Linked DNA regions of Homo sapiens: region 2 is linked to region 1. The links are chromatin contacts, found by Hi-C or POLR2A ChIA-PET in ENCODE. All regions are on one chromosome and are shown on one strand. The core of a region is the stretch at or near the end of the contact, and the rest is flanking DNA. Distances in the headings are between cores, read along the strand shown.

Region 1 (7,151 bases), core at 3,333-5,832:
TTAATTCATTTTAACTTCTTAGAGGGTCAAAAAATTAATTCACAAATATTAAAAATCATTTTTACCAAGCCTTGTTACAGATTCTGAAAATGAGATTCAGATGAGAAGAATAATTTTCTTTGTCTCTGTTTAGCTTAGAGGACATATGCCTGTTTTTTTTGCATTTAATTTTTACACTTAGCTTTTTAAAAAATAGTTTTTTCCTTAGTACAGTAACGTGTACCTCCCTGAAAAACTTCAGGCAATTTGGAGAACAAAATAAAAATTACCCACAGTTTTGCTCCCCTGCATTACCCACTGTGAACATTTCAGTCTGTCTCTTCTAGGCTCTATTTTTTAACAATGTATGTACATCCACCCCCATAAACATGGTAGGACCATGTCTGTCTATGTTACTACATTAAACTTATAGCGCCACTTTATCAATTGCCTTATGACTTTTTCTATTAGGGTCTTAATTTTTTAGCTTATTTTTAAGTGTTCTTTTATGTCAGACATACATAACATGTCAACATATATATAGCGTATACATAACAAAGTCCTGTGACACTTATTTGTGGTACTTTTTTCCTGTCATACAAATTTTCAATTTTTATTTAGTAAAATCATTTTTTTTTCTTATTTATATGTTTTGGTATTCAGCTTAGAAAGACCTTTCACCTCAAGATTATGTAGGTATTTAAACTTTTTTTTTTAAGTTCTTTTGTGATTTTTGTTTTGTTTTTCTAGTTCTTATGTGGTTTTATTTTACATTTAACTCTTAATCCTTTGCTAAACGCTTAAAGTACTTTGAAGGCCTAATCTAGGAAGTAGGAAAATACAGTTGTCCCTCAGTATTCACAATGAGGATTGGTTCCAGGGCATCCCCCACCTCCCAGCAGACAGCAAAATCTTTGCATACTCAAGTCCCACAATCCTGTGAAAACCAAGTATACAAAAAGCCGGCCCTCAGTATCTGCGGGTTTCACATCAGACAAATACCTCATTTTCCATCTGCCTTCAGTTGCAGATGCAGAACCCGTAGATGTGGAGTGCTGACTGTTTTTATTGAGAAAAAAAGCCGGGCGCGATGGCTCACACCTGTAATCCCAGCACTTTGGGAGGCCAAGGCGAGTGGATCACGAGGTCAGGAGTTCAAAACTAGCCTGACCAAGATGGTGAAACCTCATCTCTATTAGCCAGGCACAGTGGCGGGCACCTGTAATCCAAGCTACTCAGGAGGCTGAGGTTACAGTGAGCTGGGATCAGGCTACTGCACTCCAGCCTGGGTGACAGAGTCTCTGTCTCAAAAAAAGAAAAAAAAAAAGGAAAAAAGAAATCCAGATATAAGTGGATCTACACAGTTCAAATCTGTGTTATTCAAGGGTCAATTATGTATGCATAGGTAAACCCAATAGTTGTTACCTACTTTTTCTTTCTTTTTTTTTTTTTTTTTTTTTAGAGATGAGTCTCACTCTCACCAGGCTGGAGTGCAGTGGCACAATCTCGGCTCACTGCAACCTCCGCCTCCCGGGTTAAAGTGATTCTCCTGCCTCAGCCTCACGAGTAGCTGGGACTACAGGTGCATGCCACCATGCCCAACCAATTTTTGTACTTTTAGTAGAGATGGGGTTTCACCATGTTGTCCAGGATGGTGTCAATCTCTTGACCTCGTGATCTACCTGCCTCGACCTCCCAAAGTGCTGGGATTACAGACGTGAGCCACCACGCCTGGCCTGTTACCTACTTTTAAGTGTCCTGAAATGTAACTCTTCCAAGGTTTGAAAGTCTAAAGTTACAGAATCAATCATGTTATCTTAGTTTTTTGGTTTTGGGTTTTTTTTTTTTTTTTTGAGATGAAGTCTCGCTCTTGTCCCCAGGCTGGAGTGCAATGGCAAGATCTCAGCTCACTGCAACTTCCATCTCCCAGATTCAAGTGATTCTCCTGCCTCAGCATCCCAAGTAGCTGGGATTACAGGTGCCTGCCATGATGCCCGGCTAATTTTTGTATTTTTAGTAGAGATGGGGTTTCACCATGTTGGCCAGGCTGGTCTCGAACTCCTAACCTCAGATGATCCGCCTGCCTCAGCCTCCCAAAGTGCTGGGAGTACAGGCGTGAGCCATGGCGCCCAGCCTTTTTTGTTTTTTTTTTTTGTTTTTTTTTTTAAGGTTAGGTAATGAACCTTAGGTGCAGTAGTGAACATGGGAGCAAGAGAAGAATAAGGAGTTCAATCTGTTAACTGATTGTGAAGAGTCAATTAGGATTAGGATAAGTCTCTACCTTCAGACCAGGCTTATCTTAGTCTTTAGTGTCACCTTTGCTGAAAGTAAGAGAGGGGCTAATGGTAGAAAGCCTTCAGGGTCTGAAAAAGATTAAGGAAGACCACCAAAGAGCAACAATTTACATCTTAATTATTACTTTTAAAAGCTAGCCTTTGTTTATATTTTCTAAAGTCATCACACTACATAAACAAATATTCCAAGACATGTAGATATGAGAGATAAGTATATTGCCTATGTATATAAATACATAGAGTTCTCCTCTATTTTACATTACTTTTCTTCCCACTAATGACTTAAGTTCCCCCAAAGACTTTACATCTTGTCCTGCCATTGAGAAAAGGATTGAGATCTCAACTATTTCCTCCTGTTAACTAGGTCCCTTCTTGGTTTAGGGCTGCCCACTTACCAACCTTTGCCATTTGGCTCTCTATCCCTGTTATTAGAATAAATCCCTGGCTAGTGTACTGACTTAATTTTCAACTTTCTTTCATGCCTGGAGGGTTGGGGTGGGGGTAGTAGCAGAATATGGGGAATTTTTCTGGATCGTTTCTGCACTTTCCTGGAGATAAGGGAAGTTTTGGGGTTGGGTTTGGAGGTATTACCTCAGACCTCTTCCACCATTCTGTTGTGACAATCAAATCAGACTTCCTAGTACCAGTATTAGGTTTTTTCCCTCTACTTCAATAGAAGAAACCTTAGTTTAGTTCTCTGAATCCTCCTTTTTTTTTTTTTTTTTTTTTTTTTGAGACAGAGTCTTGCATCTTCCCCCAGGCTGGAGTGCAATGATGCGATCTTGGCTCACTGCAACCTCCACCTCCCAGGTTCAAGCAATACTCCTGCCTCAGCCTCCCAAGTAGCTGGGATTACAGGCATGTGCCAGCGCACCCGGCTAATTTTTGTATTTTTGGTAGAGACGGGGTTTCACCATGTTGGCCAGGGCTGGTCTCGAACTCCTGACACCAAGTAATCCGCCCACCTTGGCCTTCCAAAGTGCTGGGATTATAGATGTAAGCCACTGCGCCCAGCTGAATCTTCCTCTTCAGTATCTTTGTGGCACTGTTTTCTTCCCTTTCATCAGTTGGTAAATGCTTTAAGTACTTTGAAAGCCAAATCTAAAGCTTTCAAATAAGGAAGTAGAGGTATGGGTCAACACAATAGCCATTACCTATTTTCATTGTCCTAAAAATATTTCTTCACTCTTCCAATACCTAAAAGTCTAAAGTTAGAGAATCATTTAGCTCATCTTCGTTTTAGAATAGCATTTGCTGAAGGCAAGTATAGGAGATCAGAATATGCCACCCCAAAATATGTCACTCTGGCATAAGAATTATTTTGAGCTGAAGGCACTCGAGAAATAGCAAATGCAGGAAGAACTCTGTGACCTCTCAAATGTTCTTATCTAAAAGCAGGTTATAAAATTTCCCATGAGAAAAGTGTTCTTCCTGAACCAGGAATAGAAGAACATTCTTAACACTGGAGACTGGGAGTTACTGCCAAAAGAGAACTAAACAAACAAACTACACAAACTGAAAACAATCCTTATCTTCCACTGGTTTCCCCCATATATTTCCTGGTCACTGCCTCACAATGTACTGCCCCTAGCCTAATACCCTTTGTCTTGTATCCTCACAATTTATCATTCTTTGTTTTAAAAGGTATACACACTTTTGAGCCTAACTGCTTTTTCAGACATTCATTTTCCTTATGAGGGCTCCCATGCATGTAAAAATATTAAATAAAACTTGTATGCTTTTTCCCTGTTACTCTGTCTTATGTTAGTTTAATTCTCAGGCCCAGCCACAGAACCTAAGAGGGTAGAAGAAAGTTTTTCCTCCCCTATACAAGAAAGGGGCTTATTTCGTCTCCTGCCTTAAGCTGGTCAATGGTACTTCACACAGCTTGAGCTTCCAGTCTTCCAAACCAGACCTTTTTGGAACTGAAACAAAATCATATCATTTTTTTTTTCTCCTTGAATGAGTACCTAGATCTTAGAAATAGAAGTCATATTATGAAGATCTTATTTTGGAATTCTAAGCAAGAATTTAGCTCTTTTATTTTAGGTTTTATCTGTTCTCCTATATGAGAACAATATTTATAAATTAGGAGAAATGGTAAAAGAAAGTTAACAATGGGGAGTAAAAAGATCAACGTTTCAATATCTAAAAATATTCTGTTACAGTTGCTTTTATGATCATTTTGAAACAGGATACTTCTACTGCACTTACTGTGTGCAACTGTAGGAGAATTACATGTGACGTATCCTTTTAAGAACTTCTACTTATTTTTTGATCACATCTTCGATAACTTTGAATGTATAGTCTGAGGGTGTTTCCTTTTTATTTTGGCTATTTAATGAATTGGTTCTTATATAACTATAATGATCATGAATCTTCTTTGTAAATAAGTTACTTTCAGTTACACTCATTTAGGACTTGAAAATTGCAGACTGTAGTGATGGAAAGGGGGAAGTGAGAACTAGAGTTAAACAAAACAGAACAAGATTATGGTAATATCAACAGAAATTAAAAATAGGAGGTCAGGTGGCTTTTGTTATCTATGCCAGTTGTAGGGATTGTGTCTTTTCTTGCTGGTTTAGTAATTTTGGTGCCTATTGTTAAATGTGATAACATCCCTGGCCAGATTTTTGTTCAGGGCCCACTTACAAGTCTGCAATAGGGAAAGTGGGGACAGGCTGCATCTAAAAGGGCTTTACTCAAGGCCTTGTCCGTCGAGTTCACTAATATAATCCGAATATGTAGTAGAGTGGTTGGCATATAGGTGCTCAAATAATGATAATAATAAGATTAATAATAAAATCAGCTGACAGTTATATGATTCTTAGTACATATTGAGCACTGTTATAAGACTTTTAGATATAGGCCGGGCATGGTGGCTCACACCTGTAATCCCAGCACTTTGGGAGGCCAAGATGGGCAGATCACCTAGGTCAGGAGTTTGAGACCAGCCTGGCCAACATGGTGAAACCCTGTCTCTGCTGAAAATACAAAATTAGCCAGGCATGGTGGTGCATGCCTGTAATCCCAGCTACTCAGGAGGCTGAGGCAGGAGAATCTCTTGAACCTTGGAGGCGGAAGTTGCAGTGAGCCCAGATTGCACCATTGCACTCCAGCCTGGGTGACAAGAGTGAAACTCCATCTCAAAAAAAAAAAAAAAAAAAAAAAAACAAAGACTTTTAGATATATTGATTCATTCATTTCTCCCAACAATCTATGAGGTGATATTGTTAGTACAGTATCAATATCACCTCATTTTTACAGATGAGGAAATTGATGCACGTAAGTTAAGTGATTTTCCCAAGTTCTAATGGCTAACAGCTGGTAGAACCAAGATACAAACTTAAGCTGTCTGGCATTGGAGTCCACCTCTTAACCACTAAGCTGCATCTTTTGTTTGTTTATTGTTTATGATATTGATTGAATGAATGAATGAAGCCTGCAAGGGTATTGCCAACATGAAAACATTGTCAGAGAGAAAAGAAGTCAAGCTGATAGTTGAAAGAGATGAGGATGTATGTTGAGCCAGACAGGTCAAGTGAAGATGTAGTAGTAAAATGAACATCAAGGTTGGGGAATCCCTGTCAGTGGGAAGGCAAGAGAAGGAGAAAGAGAAGGAAAGAGATACAATCCAGATCAGGTATTTCTCAAAGAAACATTCCGCAAGTCTTTTTTCTTACCCTGTTGGTATAAACAAGTGGCACACCTACTTTATCAGATTATAAGAAAACAGCTATTTTCTCATAAGAAAATTGTTTAATGCATCCACATCCTTACACAATAGATTCTAAGTGGCATTATGATAAATTTGCATATGTACACACACTGTTTACTTAAATTTATGGTAACTATATTTTGCAAATGAAAAGATCAGAACATATGATAAGATCAGAACATATGATAAGATCAGAACATGTGATATGACCAAACTTCTTCTGGTTTGGTGACATGTTTATATAAGAAGTCTTACAAATACATACACATTAATATGCCTAGTGTTCCATTAATGGAATGCTAAGCATGTGGGAGTCATTTATATCCTACTGCTCAAGGTCATCACCAAGGTCTGACTGTAAAAATTCAAAAAATTGCAACCTCAGGCATAAATGGGTTAAATCACATTATGTTTGAATGTTATATATATTTAAAACTATGTTACAACTAACACATTTTTGCATCATTTTTATCATAAGTGACTAATTTTTTCCCAACATTTGTTGGCATATGTCAGAGTAATTTATTTGGAACACTGCAGTTTTATTGACCATCAGTGACTTTTCTGATATTCATTTATCAGCAAAAATGATCTCTGCATCCTTGCTCAGAATTAGACCAGGCAGTTGTACATTTTTGCATACTACTGATGTTTAAATTACCACAATATTTACATGCCCAATATCTTTGACCTCTAAAAAGTTTATCTTTAAACTATTCAGTTAGCAAATTCTTTTTTAAAAAAATATTTTTTATTTATGGACTTAGGGGTACAAGTACAGTGGTGTTACATGGATATATTGCATAGTGGTGAATGCTGGGCTTTTAGTGTACTCATCACCCAAATAGTGTACATTGTACTCCATAGGATCATGTTTCATCTGTACCTGCCTCCCACCCTCCCACCTTTTGGAGTCTCCAGTGTTCATTATTTACTCTGTATGTCTGCATGTACCCGTTGTTTAGCTTCCACTTATAAGTGAGAACATGTGGTTTTTAACTTCCTGAGTCATTTCACCAAGGATAATGGCCTCTAGTTGCATCTGTGTTTCTGTAAAAGACGTTCTTTCTTTCTTGTTTCGTATTTTGTTTTTGTTTTTTGTTTTTTTTGCTAGTATTCTATGGTATATATGTATACCATACTTTTAAAATCCAGTTATC
Region 2 (6,716 bases), core at 3,645-6,144, 230 kb after region 1:
CCCCACCTCTGGAGGATCCAGCCCTCACCAGAAAACCTACCAAACCTGCTTGTGCCATGATCTTGGTCTTCCCATCCTCCAGAGCAGTGAGAAAACACATTTCTGTTCTTTAAAAATTATCTTGTCTTAGGTATTCTGTCACAGTAGCACAGAATGGGCTAGAACAGCAACTCTGCTGGTAGGTTTACATTTTCACTTGTTTGGCTATATAGGTAATCTAATGATTTGCAATTTGATTCTGGGAAAATGGTAAACAAGAAGAGGTCTTTCCCACAGTGTCATTAAGGTTCACAACAAGGTTTTAAAGCCTGCTTGGGCATAGAAACAACTAGGAGTAGTAAAAAATAGTTCAGGAAAAGTTTCAGGAGTAAAGTATGAGACATTTTCTTTTTTTCTTGACACAGAGTCTCGCACTGTCACCCGGGCTGGAGTGCAATGGTGTGATCTCGGCTCACTGCAACCTCCACCTCCCAGGTTCAAGCGATTCTCCTGCCTCAGCCTCCGGAGTAGCTGGGATTACAGGTGCCTGCCACCACACCCGGCTAATTTTTTTGTATTTTTAGTAGAGACGGAGTTTCAGTATGTTGGCCAGGCTGGTCTCAAACTCCTGACCTCGTGATCTGCCTGCCTTGGCCTCCCAAAGTGCTGGGATTACAGGCATGAGCCACGGCATCCGGCCAAGACATCATTTTCATACCCACTCCTAGTTCTTCATCAAGAAACATTTTTAGGTGTCTTGAGTTACAGAAAGTGTTAAAGAATCAATACACCATTTCTGCTTCTGAATTTTTAAAGCTTTGTATCCTAAAGCCTTAATTAGGGTCTGACATGAAAATGTGTCTGTTGCCTACTCAGAGAAGATATCTGGGCCTCTCAGCCAAATCCGAATAAAATCTTAGCAAATACGAGGTAAGTTCACTGTTTTGGAGAGGCCATTTTAGATTGAACACACAAAAACTAGCACATAAAACCTGAATCAGTGAGAAATATATGTAAGAAATAGCCATGTTTTCCAATAACCACTAAAAGATTTTTTTTTTCCCTAGACCAGTGGACTGTTATTATATGAGAAACAAAGAGGTAGAATCTAAAAATGAGTTTCCTCAATGGTCATACCTATGTGCTATTCTATCAGGGTTCATATCCCATAATGGTATTTTTTTTCTGTCTCCTCAGTAAGTTTATCTTGTTTGCATTTACATTTTCCTCTACCCACTCAGTTGGCTTTGGCTTCTTATTTTGTAACCTGAGATAAGTTCTAGGGGTAGGGGTGGAGGTGGTGGGAGCAGGTGGGGAGTTAGTGTCATTTTCTATTCTTTATAAATCTTTTCTGTGATTTGCGTTACCTCTCTCTAGCGTACGTGAATTCTCTAGCCTCCATGTGAATGAACACTCGCAAACTATGCCATCCCCCTCTCCAGTCCTCACCACTTCATTATCAGAAAACCAACTGAGACATTTGACTCTCTGATATGCTTGTAAGAGCCCCAGTGGCAGACAAGTGAATCCCAGGGCCCGGATCCTTCCTGACAAGGCCACATCATCTCACTGCTTAGAGTACTTTTAGAAAGGAGGTCCCTTCTGCCTCGCCGGCATAACCTCCCTTGCTTCTCCCAGAGGTGCAAGCTCTGACTGGTCTGCCTGAGGCAAAAATGGAAGTTAAAGGTGCTCGTTTAAGTAGAGAAACCAGTGGCGGGAGTCAGCTATGTACCTCTGTGGTCTGTCTGTCTGACGTGGAAGTTTTATGGGGCTGGGGATGGAAATGGGAGTTCTTTACAGAGCAAAGAGTATGTGAGTGCCTTGATTTGATTCTGCTAACTGCAAGTTTACTATTTAAAATGCAATCCTCAATCCAGCTCAGTATTTGTTTCCTGTCAACAGCATGGACCCTAGGGTGAGATTGCTTATGTTCAAATTCCAGGATTTTATCATTGCTGTTTTTATGAGTTTTACTTCTATGAACTCTGGAGAAAACAAAACCACTAAACACTTGCTACGGCCCCTCACCCTAACCACATTCACCTCAGGCCATCGCTGGGTCCTTCGTCACCCCTTTCACTTCATTCCCCAGCTTTTAAAAAGTTATCTCAGCACTTTCAAAATCCTGCAGTTTGTCTCTGCCACCACCAGTTTGAGGAGTTCTTGGTTCCTGTTGCCTCTATCCTTGTTCAAGCCCAGGTGAGGACAGAGGGGCAGAAATGCTATGCCCTGACTCCCAGTTCTAGGCTGGGCAGCTGGGAGGAGAGCCAGCTTTCCCGAATCCCAGGGGCAGAGGGCGCCAAGTTCCCTCGACGCATCTTCCCTCCAAGTCTTACATGGCACCATCTTGACCAGAAGCATGGCCTGCAGTCCTGAGGAGAGAAGTCAAGGCTATTTTCCAGGCCCAACCTGCAAGTACCTGTTCACACTGGCCTGGACCTGAGAGAGGCCCCACAGAGAGGAGAGCAGAGAGGGCCACTCACAGAAGGGTGGTGGTGCGGTCTCCCCACCAGCCCCAGGCTTGTCCCTCCTGCTCTACTCTCTCCAGTGCACACCCATGAGGGCAGCCGGGCAGATGGCAGAGGCCACGGGCTAGGTCCTCCCTTAGTCATCCCTGCCAGACCTGACCTGGGTCTCCCCCACCAGCTTGGCCAGCCCTATGATGGCGAAGGAAGGGTCAGGCTCCAGCCTGGCAGGAGCAGCTTGGCTCGGTGTGTAGGCCTCGCTCCCTCATGGCCCGCTTCATCTGTAGACCAAAGGCTGGTCCAATTTGTTCTCAAACTGAGTGAAAGAAATTTTCAAGTTTATGGGTTTCTCTTCTGATGGAGGCCAGAGACTCTCACCCACTTTTTCTTTCCTTCTGACCTGGTAACTGGGAAGTAAAAAACACAAATTTCTAAGTGTCTCCTCTGCCTAGATCACATCAAGAACTGACGCCATCCCCTCAGTGTGGAACCCAGGGGTCTCCTAAGGATGATTCCAGCACTAGGTTGATAGAAGTTTAAAGCTGGGGAAGGAAGAGCACAAGAAAATTACATAACTTAAGTGAAGAACTAGGCCTAAAAGTGGAACCTTGCATTTGAGCATAATTATTTAGCATGGTGTGCCTGAAATATGTAGAACTGAATAATTTGTTTTATGTAAGTATAATCAATTTGTATACATTAAAATTGATACTGGCTGGGTGCGGTGGCTCACACCTGTAATCCCAGCACTTTGGGAAGCCAAGGCGGATGGATCACCTGAGGTCTGGGGTTCGGGATCAGCCTGGCAAACATGGTGAAACCCTGTCTCTACTAAAAATACAAAAATTAGCCTGGCATGGTGGCAGGCGCCTGTAATCTCAGCCACTCAGGAGCTGAGGCAGGAGAATCGCTTGAACCTGGGAGGTGGGGGTTGCAGTGAGCCAAGATTGCGCCATTGCACTCCAGCCTGGGCGACAAGAGCAAGACTCCATCTCAAAAAAAAGAAAAAAAAAATGATACTTATCAGAAAAATCAATTAATATAGGTATACTTACATTCTATGATTGTCAGGATGTACCAACTCCAATCCCATTAATCATACTAGCATGAAGAAAAATTACATTTCTGGGCCACTGGGTTTGTATATAACCTTAGCTAATTTAAGCCTGGATAAAAATAAGAATGCTTGATTCATTTAAAATCTGAGATTCTGGGATAGATTTTTGTGTAACTTAAACTTCTCAACTCTTCTGCAATCTAGGTTTATTTTTTACTATAATGTACCTTCAAAGAGCTAAGTCTCAGTTTATAGATTGTTAGTTTTTTAAGTTCCACTCTCTTTCGTTGTACTGCTGAACTCTGGGCCTCTGTGTCCTCATCTGTAATGTGGAGTCAAAATTATCACTAAGGTCCCTTCAAGCATGAATTTCGCATTGACTAATCCGTTGTAGAACACAAGGAAAATAATGGTTCTTTTGTAGTTCTCTTGGGACTTTTACTATTGCTAGAAATCATGCTGGGCAGATGCAGGCATCACATGGACTGTGCGGGGAAGTGTAACTCAATAATGGCCATGTTTTGAGGCAGTGGTATTCAATGCTTTAAAGAGTGAGAAAATGGCCTTTAGAGATACTTTGTTTGAAAGAGAAACACGCTTGGAAAATGTTCTTGAGTATTTCTGTATGGAAAAGTATAAAATGGATATGTCCTTTAAATGTTTAAGTACTTCCAACACTTTTGCTCTGCATACTCATGGTGCAAACGAGGTGGGAAGGGCGGAATCCCTGGCCTAGCTCTGCGAGAGTGGGGTTTCAGGTCAAAGCAGGTCTGGCAGCTCTGCCCGGCCCAAGCGCAGAACCCTTAGCTGGGAAGGCCGCGGCCAGGCTGCGGGGCCCCCTGCAGGCGGGCTCAGTGCCCCGGCCCAGCACCTGTTGTCCCAAGGCAGGCCCCGCGGGGGAGAGGCCTTGGAGGGCAGCGCCCCCTCTCACCAGGGCGGAGCTCAGGAGAGTTCGCAGCCCAGGGGGCCGAGACCAGGGGCAGGGCCAGCGAAATGCCTCGCTGGCTCTTACTTTCATTGACCTCTGCGATGCCTCGCTGGCTTCTGCTTTCATTGACCTTTGCGGGTCTGTTCCCGCTGCGGCGCCGGCAGCTGCTTGGTAGTTGCGGGGGGCGTGAGGGCGGTGGCCCAGACCAACCGGCTGGCAGCCCAGCTCCGCTCCGCCCGCCCCTGCCTCGGACCCTGCGCCTGAGGAAGTATCGAGGCAACCCTCTGCCACCCGAAGTTCGTGGGTCGCTCCCAGAGGGCGCGCCCTGGAGCCGAGCGCCCTTGGGCGGCCATCTGGAGGCCAGGTGCGGGCCGCGAACCCGCGAGGAGCGCGCGGCGGGCGCGGCGGCGACGGCAGGAGGAGGGGCCGGGAGCCCGGGCGCCGCCGAAGGACGCCCCGTCCTCCACATGCTGCCACTTGGCTGAGCCGGGCGCCGGCGAGAAGGCGGCGCCGCTGCCCTGGCAGCTGGACTGCACTTTGCCCCCGCCCGGCCTCAGCTGCCGCCCGCCCAGACGCCAGCAAGCCCCCCTCCCACGACAGGGCTGCTCCGGGAGCTTCGGAGACCCGCCCCGGGCCTGAGCGCAGGCTGCCTCCGGGACCCCACGGCTGTCCGGACGTGCCATGGGCGCGCAGCTGCCGGGCAACGTGTTGTGTAAGTGAACATCTGGGAGGTGGGTGACTGGTGAAGGGCGGGTGTCTGTCGGTCTTTGCTTGTCAGCTGTGCCTTTTAGATTTTTCAATGGCAGAAACCCATGAGTTACAGGAGGCTTTAATTAAACGAGACCGTTCTCAGCCAGCTGCCGTGGATAGAGCCTCACATCTCCGTCCCCTAATCGAGAAGAGTTAGCCCCTACCCCTTCAATTTTGTTCTGGGCTTCCCAGTGAAAGGTATCTCATTATGAGTTGCAATTCCACCCTGCTGCCTACCTGAAGAGTGAGTGAAGATTTTCAGGTAAGAGATTTGCCCGTGAACATTGCATTGATATGCCAAGCTGTCAGGCTTGTGCTCTGAATGGCATATCATGAGCAAAGTATTAGCTCTCGTGCTCTTTGGAGCTGTGGGAGGCTGAATATTGAGGTGAAATGATGCAAATAAGAAATTAAGAGGAGTAGACGGGTAAGATCCTTTAGCCATGAGTTAAGGGGTCAAAGAAGCAAAGCGGAACAATTGGAGTTGTCTCTCTTGTCTCTGGTCTGACACCAGCCCTTCCCCTATCCTTTAGGGAATTAGGTTAACATAAAATTGTAAACTAGTAAATGTTCTTATCAAAGACCATCTTTTTAGGATCTAGTGTATGTGGCAGCTCTCTCAGGGAAATTTTTAGATAAGAATTCGGAGGAATAGGGAATCTACTTTTATTATGACAAAGTATAAATCAAACCAAGATCAACAGTTGGCTATTCCTTTTTCCCTTTGGATGAGGCTGTTTTCAAACACCTAACATGGCTATCATAAATAGATGGCAAATAACATTATTTAGGCATTCTGCTTTCAAGCAGAATGGTCTGGAAGAATAATTTCAGTTTTTAATTTTGTTTTGCCATTAAACAAAAATTATAATCATTACTTATTTAGGTCCACACAATGTTGTAACAAAAGGATGCTTTAAAATTGTAGACCAACCTCCAATCCATTTTATTATCTCCTCTGTAGCACTCCTGACAGGCCAGCCACATTTTGATTGAACACTTCAGTGACAGGAAGCTCATTACATTTTGACGGGTTCCTCCTTTTCTGTTGTTAGCAAGGCCTTGTTTACGCTGAACTGACAATCACTTAGGAAGCAGTACCTGTTTCTCATTAGTCCTACCTGGCCAATAGCGCTCCAACTGTGAACTTAGAAACAAGATTTTTCTGCAAAAAGGATCTGAAACTTTAGTCAGTCTGAAAAGGGTCCATGACCCAAAAATAGTTAAGAAATGAAAGGTCTAAAGTGATACAAAATAATATTTTTGTCTCCTTTGCTTGACAGCCTTTCAGATCCCTGAGCCTCAGTTTCTCATCTGTAAAATGGGAATAATATACTTTGTCTAACCCTAGGGTTACTGTGAGGATTAAATTAATAATATTAATAAAGTACTTAGTAGAGGTGCCTAGGAGTCAGTAAATGTTAGTTATCTTCAATAAATACTAGTTTTTATGTTTCCTTCCTTACCTAAGACCCCTCTCTGTGCTAAAGATCCTTAGCCCAAAATTGAATTCAATAAGTCAGTTTAACCCAAACAG

Evidence for each region. Hi-C counts contacts between places; a loop is a spot of excess contacts on that map. ChIA-PET counts read pairs that join two places held with the same protein, here RNA polymerase II (POLR2A). Pooled maps may share reads with other maps.
Region 2: a loop to region 1 is called in a map with no recorded cell type, with 8 times the contacts of the local background. The contact joins the promoter of AKAP19 here to the enhancer-like site in region 1. A Hi-C loop is called at or near these places in 6 of 37 single-sample maps with no recorded cell type and 2 of 50 pooled maps. POLR2A ChIA-PET finds 5 or more read pairs at or near these places in 1 of 52 experiments (Panc1).

Annotation. Positions count from the first base shown.
Region 1 is chr2:189,948,214-189,955,364 of GRCh38, forward strand. It overlaps a transcript of AKAP19 not described here. Among named protein-coding and RNA genes, the nearest start is that of MSTN, 110 kb to the right of the region's middle. RefSeq lists an enhancer at 4,937-5,006. Within about 2 kb of position 4,583, at least 3 of the 41 ENCODE cell types and tissues checked have a DNase peak (open chromatin) inside an H3K27ac peak, as active enhancers do.
Region 2 is chr2:190,175,969-190,182,684 of GRCh38, forward strand. It overlaps AKAP19 (A-kinase anchoring protein 19), which reads left to right and starts at 4,895. Exons shown (of 2, transcript NM_001042519.2): 1 at 4,895-5,141. RefSeq lists silencers at 4,251-4,350, 4,621-5,070 and an enhancer at 4,849-5,648.